2 separate regions of the Homo sapiens genome follow, and region 1 is linked to region 2. Evidence: read pairs that join two places in POLR2A ChIA-PET (ENCODE). Cell type or tissue: PC-9. All regions are shown on one strand. Region 1 has its middle 19 kb from the start of LINC00207. Region 2 has its middle 31 kb from the start of RTL6.

What was found. ChIA-PET counts read pairs that join two places held together with the same protein. Peaks named below come from ENCODE experiments on the same cell type or tissue, not always from the same donor. Only the 100,000 strongest peaks of a DNase experiment are listed, where the experiment ranks them.
Region 1: POLR2A ChIA-PET joins it to region 2 with 5 read pairs; 3 of 35 experiments call an interaction of 5 or more read pairs at or near these places.

What each region holds. Positions count from the first base shown.
Region 1 is chr22:44,586,116-44,590,115 of GRCh38, forward strand. No RefSeq gene overlaps it. Among named protein-coding and RNA genes, the nearest start is that of LINC00207, 19 kb to the left of the region's middle. In PC-9, no CTCF peak of the experiment used is centred here; DNase peaks (open chromatin) are centred at 1,066 and 1,546.
Region 2 is chr22:44,527,261-44,531,260 of GRCh38, forward strand. No RefSeq gene overlaps it. Among named protein-coding and RNA genes, the nearest start is that of RTL6, 31 kb to the left of the region's middle. RefSeq lists a silencer at 803-962. In PC-9, no CTCF peak of the experiment used is centred here; no DNase peak of the experiment used is centred here.

The sequences.
Region 1 (4,000 bases), 59 kb after region 2:
TTGGACTTTGTCACCCAACACCCTCCCTGCAACAGTTGCGGCCCACCCCCAAGTCACACCCCTCCTCAGTCACTGTCACCCCCTCAACACCACTCCTGATAGAATTCCTGGTGACTGCCGTGGCCACAGGCTTGATCCTCCCAACAGCCTGGCCTCTGGGCTCCCGGGATCCCCTTTTCTCATAACCTTCCTCCACCTGATCTCAGCCACCCACTCCCAGGGCCAGGAGTGATTTCAAATCCCTAACAGCCAGCCTGGGAAGGGGTGGCCCTGCAGACGGGTGTGGCCATGCAGGTGTGCACCAACCCTGCGTTCACCCCGCCCTGCGCCTCACCATCCGCAGCCACTGAAGCACAGAGCTCCTTCTCAGTGGGAAGCACTCACCGCCAGCCCCACCTTTCCAGCTCGGCGCTCTCATGCCCCAGCCCCGACCATCTCTTGCCCCCTCCTTCCAAACGAACACAGCAAGGTGGGTGGTGTTCTGAGCTTCACTGCTTTCTGACCACAGAGGAGTGAACCCAGCTCCGGCCGGGGGGGTACGCAGAATGGAGAATGTGAGCTGCGGGGCTGAGCCTCTTCACAGACTCAGGAACTACAGACGGCATTCTGTGGGATCCCCACAGAGGCTCCTAAGTAGGTGTGTGAGCTGCAGTGTAGACATTTAACACCATCTCAAGACAGAAAACCAAGCCCGGTTTTCCAGCCCAGCTGGCATTTCCCCTGCTGTGCTCAGAAACAGGGGCTGCAGCCAGACACCCACCGTGGGCAGAAGCTGGAAGGTAAAGTGACATCCCAGAAAAGTGGGGGCCAATCACAGGGGTGCCCCAAAAGTCACCCATGGCAAGTGTGCATCATTTTGCAAACACTAAGGTGCGATTTTCAAAGAAAAACAAGAGAGAATGCATCCAAAGAGAAACTGGAACCAAATACGCCAATTCCCCAGAACAAATAGACGGTCAGGACCGAGCTGCCCAAGCGTGAGCGAGATGAAACGATGCCATGGCAACCGCGCAAGCAGACGGCACCGAAGAGAAGGGAGAAGGAAGGGGGATCTCATAAGCCAAAGTGAGGCAAACAGCCCAACCCAGACCGCGTCAGCCACAAACAGGTGTGGCCTCCCGGTGGCTTCATGCTGGAGAACAAATGGCTGAGGACATGAATTCCACAAAAGCAACACTCCCAGAGGCGAGAAGCCAGAAGAATGAGATGAAAAGGGAGATTTGGAACCTGAGGAAAGAAATGTGGGACAGTCCATCCTTGTGAACCTAACAGATGAGAAGCAGCAAAGGACCTCACCTCCCTCACGGCTTTGCTCAAACATCCCGTTCCCAGGAAGTCTTCCCGGCCACCCTCCCCATCGTGGTTCACGCTCCTCACAGCCCTTGTGGACATCTCGTGTGCTGGATGCGCTGTTTATTTTGCCAATCCTCTCTCTATCCCCACCACTTCCAAGAGGAGGCCTTGCCTGTCCTGCCATGCTCTTGCCCCAATACCATCTTCGCCTGGCACCTGGCCAGCACTTGATAAATACTTAGTGAAAGACTAAATGGATGACTAGACACTGATGAACGTGGAATTACCGGTATAGAGGAAAACCTTGAGATAACCATAGTGATTGCAGTTGAAAAGATAGAGATAAAAGGGAATTTGAGAACAGTTCCTAGACTTGGAGAATGAGCACAACCCAAAGAAAACTGGCTTCCCTGATTCAGAGCCCCTGATACATGCTGCAAATGACGCAGTAAATACAGCAGATGAGAGAGAGTCTTGGAAAGGGAGGAGGCATTGGATCCAAAATTAGAGCAAGCACTCCACATTTCAGGAAAATCTGCTAGAGTGCTCCACACAGATTTCTTAGCAAAGTTATGAATTTCAAGGAAAAAGAATCCTTCCATCATTTAGGATAAACAAGAAAAACATTTGCAAGGAGAACTGCCTGCCTCAGGCTCTGCACAGCAACCTTTGGTTCCTAAGGCCATGAGGCACCAGGCTTTGAAGGAAAGAAACCATGACTTGCAAAATTATTCACTTCCGGGATGTCACTTATTGTATGGTAAATAAACTGACCTGACAGAAAAACTTAGGGAGAACATACCCACGAACCTTTTTGGGAAAAAATATAAATAAGCTACAGTAAAATCCAACTGACTAAAGAACTGCTGAATGTCCAATGCATGTAAAGATACAACTAGTGGCTGGGCATGATGGATCACGTCTGTAATCTCAACGTTTTGGGAGGCTGAGGCGGGTGGAGCACTTGAGGCCAGGAGATCGAGACCAGCTTGGCCAACATGGCAAAACCTCGTCTCTACTGAAAACACAAAAATTAGCCTGGCGTGGTGGCGGGTGCCTGTAATCCCAGCTACTCGGGAGGTTGAGGCAGGAGACGCTCTTGAACCCGGAAGGCAGAGGTTGTGGTGAGCTGAGATCGCACCACTGCACTCCGGCCTGGGCCACAGAGCGAGACTTTGTCTTTAAAAAAACAAAAAAGATACAACTAATAACAAATAATTATAGGAATTGTGGTTACAAAAAATAATGCAAATGTTTCAGACTAAGATATTGTAAAATGATGATAATATAACTGAAGGGAGCGGCGAGGGGAGGGGAAGTGGGGCTCTGGATTCACGTTCCCTCCAGGGAGCTGGTGGACACTGTCTGAAATTGGCACAAGTCAGTAAATACTGACCACAATTTTCATCCTTTAATGTTCTTCAGAAGCTTTTTTAAAAAAAATTCATAAAGAGATCTTTGAAGAAATAGTTTACTTGAAGTTTCACGATTGCTTCAAATTCTTCTTAATTTTACTTGAATGTAAAAATTAAATAGAATATGTTCATTAATCATCTTTTTTTTTTTTTTTTTGAGATGGAGTCTCACTCTGTTGCCCAGGCTGGAGTGCAGTGGCACGATCTCAGCTCACTGCAACCTCCACCTCCCAGGTTCAAGCGATTCTCCTGCCTCAGCCTCCCAAGTAGCTGGGACTACGGGCACCCGCCACCACACCTGGCTAATTTTTGCATTTTTAGTGGAGACTGGGTTTTGCCATGTTGGCCAGACTGGTCTCAAACTCCTGATCAGTGATCCGCCTGCCTCAGCCTCCCAAAGTGCTGGGATTACAGGCATAAGCCACAGTGCCCGGCCCATTAGTCATCTTTTATAGTGAAATAACATCTTCAAAAAAGTCTCCCTCTCTCCCTTCATTTGTCCAGAGTGATGTTCAAATGCTATCAGAGATTGTTACTTCTGGAGAGCAGGATGTGCGTACTTTCTGCACCCTCAATATTGTTTTTTTCCTCCCTTATTTGTGTCCTGTTTGCCGAGTGTGGTGGTCACTTGAGTGTCCAGATCTCTTCCCGGGGCACATGATGGGGTCACGCACCTCCTGGTCCCCTTGATGCCAGGCGTGGCCATGTGGCTTTCTTTGGCCTATGCATGTAGAAATGAGATGTGAGAAAATGAGAGCTGTCACTTCAGAGGAGAGGCTTTAAAGTTACCGATATGTGGGGCTGTTTGTTACTGCAACACAACCTACATCCTTCTGACTGATACAATGAGCATGGATCATTTTATAAAAAGCCATAGAGTGTTTTTTTTTCCTAATCAGAAGGAGGAGAGAGGAGGAGGCAGAAAAGGAGGGAAGGAGGGAGGGAAAAAGAAAATTAGAAGCAAATATGCCAAAGTGTTCATGTAATTAATTTTGTGAGGTGGAAACCTGCATCCTTGTTAGTCCTTTGAAGTTTTCATATTTCTTTTCATTAAACATTTTTTTCATGAAATGAAATCAACAGTAATAGCTTGAGAGGCCACTGCCACCTCAGCACAAAGTCCCCATGATAGACACCCAAGTCCACCTGCTGGACCAAGCCTGCCACGCTGACCACCAGCCACAGACCACTTGTGGCATCCGCCAACGCTTGATACAGTCCCAGAGGAGACCCTCGAGTTAGCAGAGAGGTCGGACAGACCTCAGGCCAGACCTTCTGGGCCCTCCAGCCAT
Region 2 (4,000 bases):
ATGAGGCAGGAAGAAAGAGTGCACCAGGAGCCTGGAATAGAGCAGGGCTTTGGAACATGGGGGACCACTTGTGACAAGAACCCTCATAAAACCCTCATAAAATGTTCATCTCAATTGTTGTTTTAAGCGTCTTTATTCATGGGGTACACACAGCCATGATTTTACAAAAATGTGCAAATGTGATACCATCATTGATTGTAACAGGATATGCAATAGTGCAAAAATGGAAACGACCTAAGTTCCCAAGTAAAAGGCTGTAGCAGGAAAGTGCAGACTATTGAAAATTAGTGGAAAGGCACAGGATGAGGTGACATTCATTCATTCACTCATTCACTTATATATTCAACATATATTCAATATATGTTGGTTCAACAGGAGTATATAAATGAGGCTCGCTCTTTCTTCCTTTCTTTCTCTCCCTTTCTTTCTTTCCTTTCTTTCTTTCTTCTTTCTTTTTTCTTTCTCTTTTTTTTTTCTCAAAGTTTCACTCTTGTTGCCCAGGCTGGAGTGCAGTGGGGCTATCTCTGCTCACCGCAACCTCCACCTCCTGGGTTCAAGCGATTCTCCTGCCTCAGCCTCCCAAGTAGCTTGGTTTACAGGCATGCGCCACCATGCCTGGATACTTTTGTATTTTTAGTAGAGACAGTTTTCTCCATGTTGGTCAGGCTGGTCTCGAACTCCTGACCTCAGGTCATCCGTCCACCTCAGCCTCCCAGAGTGCTGGGATTACAGCCGTCAGCCACTGCACCCGGCTGAGGCTCCTTGTTTCTTGACTTACATTATTTTTTCTTTTTTGAGACAGAGTCTTGCTCTGTCACACAGGCTGGGAGTGTAGTGGTGCAATCTCAGTGCAACTTCTGTCTCCAGGTTCAAGTGATTCTCCTGCCTCAGCCTCCCGAGTAGCTGGGATTACAGGCACCCACCACCACACCTGGCTGATTTTTGTATTTTTAGTAGAGATGGGGTTTCACCATGTTGGCCAGGCTGGTCTTGAACTTCTGACCCCAGGTGATCCGCCTGCCTCAGCCTCCCAAAGTGCTGGGATTACAGGCGTGAGCCACTGCCCCCAGCCTTGACTTACATTCTAATAGGGATAATAAACACATAAGTAAACAAGATAAGTTAATAAAACAAGTGTTCTGAAGACAATAAAAGATGGAATGTACTGGAAAGATGGAACATGCTGAAGGCTGAGATGGAATGGGTTAAGGAAGCCTTCTTGAAGGCGTTGACCTTTGATTTGAGACCTGGACGAGGAGCAGGTACCAGCCACGTAAGTATGTGGGAGTTCAGTTTTCCAGGCAGCAGCAGAAGCAACTGCCAAGGCTGTAAGAACCAGGGTCCAAATCCTAACAGCACTTCAACCTGCCTGTGATGCCCAGTAGCCACCTACTGTCATATAATTGCAGGCAAAGAGCCTCACTCCCCTGAGCTGCAGGTTCCTCCTCCTACAATGGGGAGGGCAATAACGCCATGCAGCTTGCCAGGAGGATGGCAAGAGCAAGTTAGGTAGAGAGCTTAGCTCAGTCCCTGGTGCAGAAACATTGTGCCAAATTGTTACCCACATGGCGGAGGGCAGAGAGCGGTTAGAGGCAAACAGCCAGGGTTGGCTTCTTGGAGTGGTAGACTGGGGTGAAATTGCATTTGTTTTTTTAAGAGTTATTTTAATACAGCTGGCCCATTTCGGGGGCATGAACACAGATCAGGGTGAATTGCTGTTTTCCTTCAACAACTATGACCCCAATGGAATCACTGTTCTCGCCAAACCCCCGCAATCTCTCACACACACACACACACACACACACACACACACACACACACACACACACGTCAGGGGTGGAAGAACACCCTAAATTGGAGTTGTAGCTCTGCCACTGGCAAATTGCACAGATGTGGACTAGTGATCACTCCTTCTGGCCTTTTTACTTATCTGTAAAATGGGAAGCTGGAACTAGATTGCCCTTAAATCAAATTCTGTCTTCCTCAGTGTGGGTAGGCTGCTGGAACAGAATGCATTAGACGGGGCTGAAACAACAGAATTCTCTCTCTCAGTTCTGGAAGTCCAAGAGCCTGGAAGTCCAAGATCAAGGTGTTGGAAGATCCTGTGTCCTCACACAGCAGAGGAGAGAGAGAAAGAGAGAGATGACACACACGCTAACTCCCTGGGTTTCTTTCATAAGGGCACTAATCCCACCATGAATGCCCCACTCTTGTGACCTAATTACCTCCCAAAAGCCCCATCTCCAAATACCATTGCATTAGGGATTTAGGTTTCTACATGTGGATTTGGAGGTGACAACAAACATTCGGTCCACAGCAAATTCCTTAATAATCTGGCCCAACAAGATAATTCCATTTCCGCCAAGCACACTACTCCCCCTGAGGCCTCCATGCCTCTGCCTCTGATCTTTACTGGCTGGAAACCTTTCCTTCCCTTCACCTGGCAAGCTTTTTATGCCCATTTTATTTTATTATTGAGGTATAATTTATATATAGTAAAAGGCCCAGATCTTAAGTACAATTCACTTCCATAAATAAATTCACCTGATTAAGCCAAACCCCCGTTAAGATACAGAATATTTCCGTCACCCCAGAATGTTGCCTCGTGCCCCTGGTCCCAAGGCTGGGGTTGGGGTAAAGCAAACCACCAGAGCACATTTAAAGCTCTCCTTGGCCCAGCATGTTCCATTGGCCTGAACGGATCATACAGCCAAGGCCTGAGTTAAACAGGAAGGCTCATCTGCTTGCAGCACAATATGGAGGGTGAGAGGCTACAGGAAGCTAGGATCACACTTAGCTGAGGTCATTCTGACTTCACATGCCATAAAAATCCAAGCTGATAATACAACGTTATGCTGTCATAACAACCATCATAATACTTGTTTTTACCTTCGACTGAGCAAAGGTGAAAAAAAATGCTTGATCGTATTGGCCAGGTGCTGGAGGTCAGTCTCGCATGCCGCTGGTAGAAAGATAACTTGGTCATCCTTTCTGGAGGACAACTTGGTAACATTTTATGAAGCAATGAGAAAATGCTCAGATCATTCATCAGGCATTACCTTGCCATGAATTTCATCAGATGAGGCCACAAACATCTCCCTCCCTCTGAGGGTGCATCACCAGGGTTGCATGGAGTGGGTGGAAACTCCATTTTCTTTCCACAATCTTCCTTCCCTGCCCTCAGCCCTGCCACAGTCCCTGTGGGTAGTGTCGCTTTCAGAGCTTCCTTGCCTCAAGGCTGGGTCATGAGACCTGCTTGGAACGCTGGGATGTGGGCAGAAGGGACGGCATGGCTCTTTGAGGCATGCCAGGGTTCCACTCCCCCTCTGGCTTTCCTGCCCCCCACCATCAGAAGAGATGTCTGAGCTGACACCACTCCTTCTTCCTGGGTTTTGGGGAGAGGGGGGCAGAAACAGGTGGAACAGGCCTAAACCCAATCACAGCCCAAAATCGAGCACAGTGCTTGTCATTGGAAGCCACTGAGAGACAGGGAATGTTTGTTATGCAGCATTATTACAGCCAAAGCTGACTAATACGATGGGGGACATTTTAAAACAACTGAGCAAAAGTAGAAAAACATTGTTAAATGCTTACTGTGTTCCATGCAGGCACTTAACCAAGAGCTTTACAAATAATAACTCATGGCCGACTGTGGTGGCTCACGCCTATAATCCCAGCACTTTGGGAGGCCAAGGCGGGCAGATCACGAGGTCAGGAGATCAAGACCACCCTGGCTAACATGGTGAAACCCCGTCTCTACTAAAAATACAAAAAAATTAGCCGGGCGTGGTGGCAGGCTCCTGTAGTCCCAGCTACTCGGGAGGCTGAGGCAGGAGAATGGCGTGAACCAAGGAGGCAGAGCTTGCAGTGAGCCGAGATCGCACCATTGCACTCCAGCCTGGGTGACAGAGCGAGACTCCATCTCAACAAAAAAATAAATAAAAATAAATAAATAACTCATTTAATTCTTACAGCAACTGTATGTGGTCAGCGCAGTTTT